Linked DNA regions of Homo sapiens: region 2 is linked to region 1. The links are chromatin contacts, found by Hi-C or POLR2A ChIA-PET in ENCODE. All regions are on one chromosome and are shown on one strand. Each heading gives the region's core, a stretch centred on a gene start or an enhancer-like site at or near the end of the contact. The rest is flanking DNA. Distances are from core to core; before and after follow the strand shown. Region 1 has its middle 10 kb from the start of CSNK1G2. Region 2 overlaps LOC107985278 (a long non-coding RNA gene).

Evidence for each region. A loop is a pair of places that touch in the nucleus more often than their neighbours do. ChIA-PET counts read pairs that join two places held with the same protein, here RNA polymerase II (POLR2A). Pooled maps may share reads with other maps.
Region 2: a pooled map shows a loop between it and region 1 (2.1-fold over the local background). The contact joins two enhancer-like sites. A Hi-C loop is called at or near these places in 1 of 37 single-sample maps with no recorded cell type and 5 of 50 pooled maps. POLR2A ChIA-PET finds 5 or more read pairs at or near these places in 11 of 52 experiments (CD4-positive, alpha-beta memory T cell, GM10248, GM12878 and 7 more).

What each region holds. Positions count from the first base shown.
Region 1 is chr19:1,927,951-1,933,898 of GRCh38, reverse strand. No RefSeq gene overlaps it. Among named protein-coding and RNA genes, the nearest start is that of CSNK1G2, 10 kb to the left of the region's middle. RefSeq lists enhancers at 4,068-4,157, 4,256-5,138 and a silencer at 4,255-4,549. Within about 2 kb of position 4,403, at least 2 of the 41 ENCODE cell types and tissues checked have a DNase peak (open chromatin) inside an H3K27ac peak, as active enhancers do.
Region 2 is chr19:2,027,931-2,033,745 of GRCh38, reverse strand. It overlaps LOC107985278 (a long non-coding RNA gene), which reads left to right. Exons shown (of 4, transcript XR_001753845.2): 2 at 4,912-5,038. Among named protein-coding and RNA genes, the nearest start is that of BTBD2, 15 kb to the right of the region's middle. RefSeq lists an enhancer at 4,555-5,189. Within about 2 kb of position 2,730, at least 3 of the 41 ENCODE cell types and tissues checked have a DNase peak (open chromatin) inside an H3K27ac peak, as active enhancers do.

The DNA of each region.
Region 1 (5,948 bases), core at 3,154-5,653:
GGCTGGGGGATGTTCTTGTTGATGATGCAGCCCACTTGGACTTAACTTATTTTTGGTCATATTGCACCTAAATGGTCCTCCTGGCATTCACTCTGTTCATTTGCCCCTGGTGCCTGGGGACTCCTCCCATGGTGGTGACCAGGGTCTCTCCCACATCTCTTGTCACCAAGGCCAGCCACAGAGGGCAGCCTGCAGTGGACAGGGTGCAGGACAGGGCAACAATGACCATGATGCTTCATGGAAGATGTGAGCTCCCCCCAGGGAGCCTCCCATCCAGAGCCCCCACCCCTCAGCTCGATGGAATGCCCAGCCCCTTGGTGCTGCAACCCCAGTAGGAGGGTGGCATCCTGGACCCAGGCAACAGGGATGCTGCATGCCACAAACACTGAGACACAAAGAAGAAGTGGTTCAAAAGCTGGGTGTGATGGTCACAGATTCTTTGCTGCTCCTCCCACGGAAAGACACAGTTCATTTCCCCTCCCCTGAATGTAGCTGCTCCTGTGACCTGTTTTAGCAACAGAAGGCAGGGGAAGTGGTGCCTTGAGACTTCTGAGGGAGGGTCTTACGAGCTCGACAGTAGGCTGGGCATGGTGCTTACACCTGTCATCCCAGCACTTGGGGAGGCCGAGGCGGGCAGATCACCCGAGGTCAGGAGTTTGAGACCAGCCTAGCCAGCACGGTGAAACCCTGTCTCTACTAAAAATACAAAATTAGCTGGGCGTGGTGGTGGGCACCTGTAATCCCAGCTACTCGGGAAGCTGAGGCAGTAGAATCACTTGAACCTGGGAGGTGGAGGTTGCAGTGAGCCGAGACTGCGCCATTACACTCCAGCCTGGGTGACAGAGTGAGACTGTGTCTCAAAAAAAAAAAAAAAAAAAAAAGAACTCAACAGCGTCCTTTCTGCTTGGAACCCAGCTGCCATCTTGTGAGGCAGCCACCTGGAAGCCCCTGGGTGATGGCACCACTGAGCAGGCACCACCTGCCAGCCCTGTGAGTGAGCTACCTCAAACATTCCCGGCCAGGGAAAGCCACTAAATGATTGCTGATTACCCCCCATCACCACAGGGAGCAGAACTGCCCAGCTGAGCCCGGACACCCCGCATCATGTCAGATATAATCCACTGCCATTCTACCTTAGCCACCCCAAATCCCTAGGGCTGAATGAGGTCATCAAATAATGATTCCTCTCCCACTTTCTCCCCTCTGCTAGTCCCTGGCAGACTGGAGGATGGCCCAGAGGCAGCCAGGTGAGGGGTGACGCCCTTCAAGGCCCTGCTCCAGTGGTCCTCACCAACTACAACCGCCCTGCAGAGCCCCGCTGTGCCCTGCACCTGCTCCCCGGCCCTCATGCCGCTGCCAGGAGTGTCTGTGCTCATCTGTCTTCTCTCCCCTCCAGCCTGAGAAAGCTCCTTCTTCCCACCCCTTACCAGAAATATAAATTGGCCGGGCGCGGTGGCTCATGCCTGTAATCTCAGCACTTTGGGAGGCTGAGGCAGGCAGATCACGAGGTCAGGAGATCGAGGCCATCCTGGCTAACATGGTGAAACCCCGTCTCTACTAAAAATACAAAAAATTAGCCAGGCATGGTGGCGGGCGCCAGTAGTCTCAGGTACTTGGGAGGCTGAGGCAGGAGAATGGCGTGAACCCAGGAGGCAGAGCTTGCAGTGAGCCAAGATGGTGCCGCTGCACTCCAGCCTGGGTGACAGAGTGAGACTCCGTCTCAAAACAAAAAAAAAGAAAAAAAGAAATATAAATTTACTCCTTGCCCCTTCTGTGTTTCAAAGGAGGGTGGCTTTTCAAAGTCCCCACAATGGGGACAGCATTCGAGGCTGCCTCAATGGCTGGTTCCACTTCGCAGCCCCATCTATCCATCAGGACGCCCTCTGCACCCATACTGACTTGTTCCTTTCCAACCCACCCTGACCCTCCACCCATCTGAGCCTTGTCTGGCTTCTCTCAGCCCAACAGGTCTGGCAAAGCTCAGGCAGATGATCACCTCTTTTGGGAGGACTCCATGATACATCAGGCCAAATGAATCCAACCCACCAGCCTCTGGAACTGCTTTCGTCCATGTACTTATGTGTTCTGCCTTCCATGATGGATATTCATGGTCTGTCTGCCCCACTAGGCAGCAGCTCCTGAGGACAGGAACTAAACCTCTTTAAAATGCCTTCAAAAACCCTGCCATGCACCCTGATACAGCCCTAGTTAGTGTACATATTATTATCAGGTTTCTGAAGATAATCCAGGAACACCTATTGTATCAGTCAGCTACTGCTGCATAACAAATTATACCAAACTCAGTGGCCTAAAACAACACATGTCTTTGTGATATGACTGGTGAAATAAATTAAGCAAAAACAAATTATTATTTTTTTTAATAAAAAAGAAGAGGCTGGGAGCCATGGCTCATGCCTGTAATCCCAGCACTTTGGGAGGCTGAGGCAGGCAGATCACCTGAGGTCAGGGGTTTGAGACCAGCTTGGCCAATATGGTGAAACCCAATCTCTACTAAAAATACACAAAAATTAGCTGGGTGTGGTGGCGGGCGCCTGTAGTCCTGGCTACTTGGGCGGCTGAGGCAGGGAAATCTCTTGAACCTGGGAAGCAGAGGTTGCAGTGAACCGAGATCGCACCACTACACTCCAGCCTGGGCAAAGAGCAAGACTCCATCTCAAATAAATAAATAAATAAATAAATAAATAAAACAAAAATAAAATTAATAAATAAAACAACAGACATCTTATCAAGTTTCTGGGGCTCAGAAGACTGGAAATGACTCAACTGGGGGGCCAGGCATGGTGGCTCATGCCTGTAATCCCAGCACTTTGGGAGGCTGAGGCGGGTGAATCACCTGAGGTTGGGAGTTTGAGACCAGCCTGACCAGCAAGGAGAAACAGAAACCCTGTCTCTGCTAAAAATACAAAAGTTAGCTGGGCATGGTGGCACATGCCTGTAGTCCCAGCTACTCTGGAGGCTGAGGCAGGAGAATTGCTTGAACCCAGGAGGTGGTGGTTGTAGTGAGCCGAGATCACGCCACTGCACTCCAGCCTGGGCAACAAGAACAAAACTCCGTCTCAAAAAAAAAAAAAGAAAAGAAAAAAATGACTCAACTGGGTGGCTCACGCCTGTAGTCCCAGCACTTTGGGAGGCTGAGGCGGGTGGATCACTTGAAGCCAGGAGTTCGATACCAACCTGGCCAACATGGCAAAAACTAGTTTCTACTAAAAATATAAAAATTAGCTGGGTGTGGTTGGTGGCGTGCACCTGTAATCCCAGCTACTTGGGAGGCTGAGGCAAGAGGATCGCTTGAACCTGGGAGGTGGAGGTTGCAGTGAGCCGAGATTGTGCCACTGCACTCCAGTGTGGGCGACAGAGTGAGTCTCTCTGTCTGTCTCTCTCTCTCTCTCTCTCACACACACACACACACACACACACACACACACAGCTTGAGATTGTGCGTTCATGCTGGGAAATCGTGAGACATCCCAAACATCACATTCACCCTCCTAAATTGCTGTTGGAAGGCGATGGCTCCCTCATGTGGAAGAAGGATTTAGCAGTGGGGTTTGTGGAGGCGTAGGCAGGGTGAGGGGCAGCAACGCGGAATGACACAGCCCCTGGGGTTGGCAACAGTGGGCGCCTTACAGGTGGGGGATGGGCTGCAGAGAGGGACCCCCATGGACAGGCTGTCCTCTAGAGGGAGGAGGCCAGGGACCGACAATCGGCCTCACTTCCCCTCCCTCACTCTTCCTCCCTCACTCTCCCAGCCCCCTGCCCCCTGGTGCAAGTCCCCAGCTGGACCCCGCTGGGATGGAAGCTGAAGCCAGAGGGTTGAGGATCCGTCCCTGCAGTGCCCCCAGGCCTGGGTCCGGGCGTGGAGCTCAGTGGCAGGGGTGGAGGGGGAGCCTGGAGGGCCCAGCCCAATGAAGCCATCACAGTCACTCTTTTAGTGATGCCCACCCCGGGGACTCACCACCAGGGGCAGTAGCCATGGGGGGGGGCACACGATGCCCCCAGCTGCCCGCCAGGTCCCCCGCCATGCCTGCAGTTCCGTCTTCCTTTCCTCATTCCCTGGATCGCCCCTGTGACCCTGAAGGGGACGTGGCCACTCAGGAGCCACATCATGCCGGCTGCACCTTGTCCAGAGGCGGACACTCCCCATTTTTTTTCTTTTCTTTTCTTTTTTTTTTTTTTTTTTTGAGAAGGAGTTTCACTCTTGTCGCCCAGGCTGGAGTGCAATGGTGCGCTCTCAGCTCACTGCAACCTCTGCCTCCCGGCAGATTCTCCTGCCTCAGCCTCCCAAAGGGCTGAGATTACAGGCGTGACCCACCCCTGCGAGAGTTTCTATTAGAACCTGAAGCCCGGGAGCCAGGGCAGAGCCCGTCCGACTGGAGTCCGAGGTCGCCCTCTGGCGGCCGAGCGGAGGGCGGCGGGGTCGACCTCCGAAGGGAAGACGGGGCAGTGACTGGGGCGACAGTTTGCAGAAAGAGGGGCGTGATATTTAGGACGCACAGCAGAGGCTGCGGTCCCCGTCAGTACCCTGCAGCACCTGTCACTCCTGAACATGTAAACGCACACACGCATTCACACATGCAAACACGCATCGGTTTGCTAGGGCTGCCTTGACAGGTACCGCAGACCCGGCGGCGCAAACACCTGTTTATTCTCTCTCGGTTCTGGGGCTGCGAGTCCCAGACGAAGGTGTGAGCGACGCTGGATCCTTCTGAGCCCGAGTGGACTCTGTCCCAGGCCTCTCTTGGCGGTGACCGGCGTTCTTGGCTTGCGAAAGCTTCACCATGGTGTTCGTCCTGTGTGTGTCTGTGTCCCAAATTTCCCTTTTTTTTTTGTCTTGCTCTGTCACCCAGGCTGAAGTGCAGTGGTGTGATCTTGGCTCACTGCAACCTACACCTCCCGGTTCAAGCGATTCTCCCACCTCAGCCTCCCAAGTAGCTGGGATTACAGGTGTGCATCACCACGCCTGGCTAATTTTTTGTATTTTTAGTAGAGACGGAGTTTCACCATGTTGGCCAGGCTGGTCTTGAACTCCTGACCTCAGATAATCCACCCGCCTCGGTGTGCCAAAGTGCCGGGATTACAGACGTGAGCCACTGCACCTGGCTTTTTTTTTTTTTTTTTTTTTTTGAGATAGGGTCTCTCTCTGGCACCCAGGCTGGAGTGCAGTGGCGCCGTTAACAGCTCACTGCAGCCTCAATCTCCTGGACTCAAGCAATCCTCCCACCTCAGCCTCCTGAGTAGCTGGGAATGCACGCATGTGCCACCATGCCCTGACACTTTTTGTATTTTTTGTGGAAATGAGATCTTGCTATGTTGCCCAGACTGGTTTCAAACTCTTGGTCTCAAGCAATCCTCCCACCTCGGCCTCCTGAGTAGCTGGGACTACAGGCGCATGCCACCATACCTGGCTAATTTTAATTTTTTTTGTAGATATAGGGTCTCACTATGTTGCCAAGGCTGGTCTTGAACTCCTGGGCTCAAGCAATCCTCCTGCCTCTGCCTCCCAAATTGCTGGGATTACAGGTGAGAGCCACTGGGCCCAGCTCAAATTTCCTGTTTTATGTAAAGGACACCAGTCACACTGGATCAGTGCCCACCCTACTCCAGAATGAAGTCATCTTAACTATATAATTTCATCCTCAATGACCTTATTTCCAAGCAAAGTCACATTCTGAGGTCCTGGGGCTTAGGGTGTGAACATATGGGTATTGGGGAGGACCTAATTCAATCTGTAATAAAGCACAGACACTCATAGACACACAGATGCACATACACACACACACATACGATACACACGCAACACAAGCACAACACACACAGACCAGCATCTATGACTCTCTACCTGAGGGCGGAGCTAAGCCTCCCCAGCCCCCATACCATTTGCAGGGGAGTTGGAGGATAAATACCCCAGCTCCCTCACCTCCGGACGA
Region 2 (5,815 bases), core at 1,481-3,980, 100 kb before region 1:
CTATGGGGCTGGCAAGATGACTGCCAACCTGGGCCTCAGTTTCCCCATCTGGAAAACAGAGGGCTGGGCCAGATGACCACAGGGTGGGGCCTGGCCAGGCCTCTACCCTGGACAGTGGCAGCCCCCAGAAACCCAGAGGGTCCCAGCTCCCAGGTTTTCTCTGGGTGCTGCGGCCAACCTGTCTGAGCCTCATCCGAGCTGGGGACGGCTCTCTCTCCTCAGCCCCATCCCTAGGGTCTCTCTTCTCTCTGGCTTTGGTCTTCCCTGTCTTCTCCTCCTTTCCCCCCATCACACCCTTTGAATCTCAACTCCCAAGTCTCCTCTCAAAATCACCCCCACTTTTGTCCTCCCCCTTACTGCTACCCCAGGCCAAGGCCCCAGACTCCTTGCTGACCTTCTAGCCCCCATTCCTGCCTCTGCCTCTTTTCTCCTAGTGACTTAAAACCAATCACAGCCCACCCCTACTCTAACACCTCCCATGGCTCCCCATTGCCCACAGCACAAAAACAAAGTGCTCTTGGCTGCCCTGGCACCTAGTTTAGGTTCTAATAATAATAATAATAATAATAATGATAATAATAATAATTATTATTATTTTATTTAGTCTGGGTACAGTGGCCCACACCTGTAATCTCAATACTTTGGAAGGCTGAGGTGGGAGGATTGCATGAGCCCAGGAGTTCAAGGCTCAGAGTACCCAGCCTGCAAGCCTCCCCCTCAAACTCTGCCCTCCTCTCAGTTTCTCCAGCCCCAGCTCCTTCTGGATGCCGGGCCTATGCACCTGCTCCCCCTTCCAGCGGGGCCTCCCCAACATCCTCTGCACCTGGTTTCTCCTCTGCACCCTTCAGCCCCCGGATCTGGGATCACTTCTGGAGGTGCTCCCTAGGAGCTCGGGCCGTGTTGCAGCCGCATGACCATCCGTGAATGTTCCTCGCCCTGGGTTACTCATCTGCCACCCTTGAAGGTGGGCTGAGCTCAGCTGTCTCCTCCTTTGTCCTAGTTTGTGAACTCGCACATAACAGATTGAATGAATGAATGAATGAAGGCACACAGACGGCCCCCACCCGGCCATCCTCAGGGCTCCCTGGCCTGTTGCCCTTGTCCCTTGCCCAGCCTGGCTTGTGTGTAGGAAGTGTGGGAGGTGCCATAGGCCAAGTCACTTCCCTCCCGGGTGGCACCGAGCCCCGCCCAGCCCTGCCAGGCCCCCCCGCTGACCGCTGCCTGCCCCCGGCCGCCTGCCAGGAACAGCTTGTCTTCTGAGCTGCTGCTCTCAATCCTGTTTTTGTGGTTTCCTCTCTGCCAGTCCCGCCCTCTTCCAGTCTCTTCTTGTAGAGTGGCAGGAAAATTCTGGAGCTGGAGGAACTGGGAGCCTTTCACAGGCGGTGACCGAGGCCACCCCCAGCCTCCAGAGCCCAGTCTGCCCCTCTGTGAAGGGAACCACCAGCTCTGGCGCACAGGTGCCCGGGCCGGGGTCTGCCCACGTGTCCCACCGGGTCAGGGGTGGGAGCAAACTGAATCCTTCATGGCAAAATCACCTCTACATTGCAGCAGTGATTCGGGGATCCTTTAAAAAGACAGCAGCACATGCTACTGCACCACACAGATTGTCAGAGAAACCAGGTGTGGGGTGTGGACTGTGCGGAAACCCTGTGACCTTCACAATTTCTTTGAAACCCCAAAGCTGTTCTTTAGAAACATACATTTTTGGCTGTGCGTGGTGGCTCATGCCTGTAATCCCAGCACTTTGGGAGGCCGAGGCGGGGAGATATCTGAGGTCAGGAGTTCGAGACCAGCTTGGCTAACATGGTGAAACCCTGTCTCTACTAAGAGTCAAAAAATTAGCCGGGCGTGGTGTCGGGCGCCTATAATCCCAGTTACTCAGGAGGCTGAGGCAGGAGAATCGCTTGAACCTGGGAGGCGGAGGTTGCAGTGAGCTGAGATTGTACCACTGCACTCCAGCCTAGACAACAAGAGCAAGACTCTGGCAAAAACAAAAAGAAAAAACAAAACAAAACAAAACATTTTTTTTTCCGTGCCAATAGTGCTCCTGCAAACATGGTGAATGTTCCGAAAACACAGGTGCTTTTTGAGACGACGTCTCCCTCTGTTGCCCAGGCTGGAGTGCAGTGGCACGATCTCAGCTCACTACGACCTCCACCTCCCGGATTCAAGCGATTCACCTGCTCAGCTTTCTGAGTGACTGGGATTACAGGCACAGGCCATCACGCCCAGCTAACTTTTTCTGTGTGTGTGTGTGTGTGTGTGTGTGTGCACGCGCGTGTGTGTGTTTAGCAGAGACGGGGTTTCTCCATGTTGGCCAGGCTGGTCTCGAACTCCCGACCTCAGGTGATCCGCCTGCCTCGGCCTCCCAAAGTGCTGAGATTACAGGCGTGAGCCACTGCGCCCGGCCCCAAGAGCCTTTTTTATTTTTTTTTTTTGAGATGGAGTCTCGCTTTGTCACCCAGGCTGGAGTGCAGTGGTGCAATCTTGGCTCACTGCAACCTCCGCCTGCCGGGTTCACGCCATTCTCCTGCCTCAGCCTCCCCAGTAGCTGGGACGACAGGTGCCCGCCACCACACCCGGCTAATTGTTTGTATTTTTAGTAGAGATGGGGTTTCACCGTGTTAGCCAGGCTGGGCTCAAACTCCCAACCTCAGGTGATCCGGCCTCCCAAAGTGCTGGGATTACAGGCGTGAGCCACCGTGCCCGGCCCCAAAAGCCTTTCTGTAAGAAGTGTGGCCAGCGCCAATCCTACAAAGTGAGGCAGCGCTAGAGGAGCGAGGACTCTCTCTGAACCCAGGGAAAGTGGCCTTACAGGAAGCAGAGTGGCTGTGGTAGGCGGATTAAGTCGATTTTCCAGAAAAAGCTAAAACCACGAAGAAAATTGTGCTGAGGTGGCCGGGCGCGGTGGCTCACGCCTGTAATCTCAGCACTTTGGGAGGCCGAGGCGGGTGGATCACAAGGTCAGGAGATCGAGACCATCCTGGCTAACACGGTAAAACCCCGTCTCTACTAAAAATACAAAAAATTAGCTGGGCATGGTGGTGGGCACCTGTAGTCCCAGCTACTCGGGAGGCTGAGGCAGGAGAATGGCATAAACCCGGGAGGAGGAGCTTGCAGTGAGCCGAGATCGCACCACTGCACTCCAGCCTGGGAGACAGCAAGACTCCGTCTCCAAAAAAAAAAAGAAAATTGTGCCGAGGTGCAACTGCCTTGAGCCCCACTGTGGCGAGGAGCAAGCCTGAGCTGGGAGGAGATAAACCAAGAGACCAAGAAATAGTCAACAGACCCGTTCACAGTGCCATCGTTTTTATTTTTTTATTTTTTGAGACGGAGTCTCGCTCTGTCGCCCGGGCTGGAGTTCAGTGGCGAGATCTCGGCTCACTGCAACCTCTGCCTCCTGGGTTCAAGCGATTCTCATGCCTCAGCCCCCTGGGTAGCTGAGATTATAGGCATGCGCCACCACACTCAGCTAATTTTTGTATTTTTAGTGGAAACAGGGTTTTGCCATGGTGCCCAGGCTGGTCTTGAACTCCTGACCTCAAGTGCTCTACCCACTTTGGCCTCCCAAAGTGTTGGGATTACAGGCGTGAGCCACCGCACTTGGTCTTTTTTTTTTTTTTTTTTTTGGTGACAGAGTCTCGCTCTGTCACCAGGCTGGAGTTCAGTAGTGCAATCTTGGCGCACTGCAACCTCCGCCTCCCAGGTTCAAGCGATTCTCCTGCCTCAGCCTCCCAAGTAGCTGGGATTACAGGTGCCCGCCACCATGCCTGGCTAATTTTTGTATTTTTAATAGAGACAGGATTTCACCATGGTGGCCAGGCTGATCTCAAACTCCTGACCTCAGGTTATCCACCCGCCTCAGCCTCCCAAAGTTCTGGGATTGCAGGTGTGAGCCACCATGCCCGGATGGATAATAATAATAACAATTTTATTTAGGCTGGATGCAATGGCTCACGCCTGTAATCCCAGCACTTTGGGAGGCTGAGGTGGGAGGATTGCTTGAGCCCAGGAGTTCAAGAGCACACTGGACAATATAGTGAGACCCGTATCTCTACAAAAAATACAAAAATTAGCCAGGTGTGGTGGCACATACCTGTAGTTCCAGCTACTCGGGAGGCTGAGGCAGGAGGATCCCTTGAGCCCAGGAATTTGAGGCTGCAGTGAGCTATGATCATATCACCGCCCTCCAGCCTGTAACAAACTAAGTAACAAACTTAGTAACAAACTAAGTAACAAACTTAGTAACAAACTAAGACCCTGTCTCAATTAATAATAGTAATAATGGCCGGGCACGGTGGCTCATGCCTGTAATTCCAACACTGAGAGGCTGAGACCAGTGGATCGCTTGAGGCCAGGAGTTTGACACCAGCCTGGGCAACACAGTGAGACCCCCGTCTCTATTGTAAAAAACAATAAAATAATAATAATGGGCCGGGCGCAGTGGCTCACGCCTGTAATCCCAGCACTTTGGGAGGCCGAGGCTGGCAGATCACGAGGTCAGGAGATCGAGACCATCCTGGCTAACACAGTGAAACCCCGTCTCTACTAAAAAAATACAAAAAATTAGCCGGGCGTGGTGGCGGGAACCTGTAGTCCCAGCTACTCAGGAGGCTGAGGCAGGAGAATGGCATGAACCTGGGAGGTGGAGCTTGCAGTGAGCAGAGACCGCACCACTGCACTCCAGCCTGGGCGACAGAGCGAGATTCCCTCTCAAAACAGAAACAAAATGTGTTGAGGACTAATTTATTGCCCCAGGACTGGGAGAAGGCCAGCAGGATGTCTCTCCTCCCTCTGCAGCATAAAAGGACTCACACAAATTTTACTTCCTGCCATTGTCACTAACCACAGGGATCCCTCCTGCTGGATCAGCCCCTTTCATTCTGGCCTTTAATTGTCCCCTTGCCAAAGGCAACCCTGTGGCCTGTCCTGGTCTCTGACTCACCCTGAAGAATGAGAAACCTGTTTAAAGTGAAGTGTGATGGAATCAAGTCAGACGTGAGGAAGGACCTACCTCCTTGGTCAAAGCTGGGATGGGGTAAGCGTTGGGGAGAGAGGAAGGGAGGGTGGGAGGGCCAGCTCCCTGTGTCGGGGAAGCCTGGGTGAGCTGGGGGTCCCGCTGATACGAGTGTTCCCACCTGGGGTTTGGGTGGCCGGATAGAACTGGCACCCCTGGGTTGGAACCTCACTGACTCCCCGGTGGTGCCTGCCCTGTTCATTCCATTTCTGGCTGTCTTCATTCCTTCTATCAAGCTAACATTTCACTCCCTGCCATGCAGGGCTTGGGGTCTGTGGGCAGCCTCGGGAAGATGCCCTGGGGTACATTCATCCCGCCACCCCCAGGGAGACTCAGTTTCCCCGCGTGAAGTGTGAGGGCAACAGCTCCAGCGCTCCCCTGCCTCAGTTTCCCTTTTTTTGAGATGAGGTCTCATTCTGTCACCCAGGCTGGAGTGCAGTGGTGCTGTCATGGCTCACTGCAGCCTTGACCTCCCATGCTCAAATCATCCTCCCACCTCAGTCTCCTGAGTAGCTGTGACCTCAGGTGTGCGCCACCAGGCCCAGCTAATTTTTGTAATTTTTTTTTTTAGAGGTGGGGTCTCATTATGTTGCCCAGGCTGGTCTGGAGCCCCTGGGCTCAAGTGATCCTCCTGCCTTGGCCTCCCAAAGTGCTGGGATTACAGGTGTGAACCACCATGCCCTGCCTCGGTTTCCCTTTTGTGAGCACCTTTTGTGAAATGGCAGAAGATACAGACATCAACAAAGAGGGCTTGTCGGCCGGGCGCGGTGGCTCACGCCTGTAATCCCAGCACTTTGG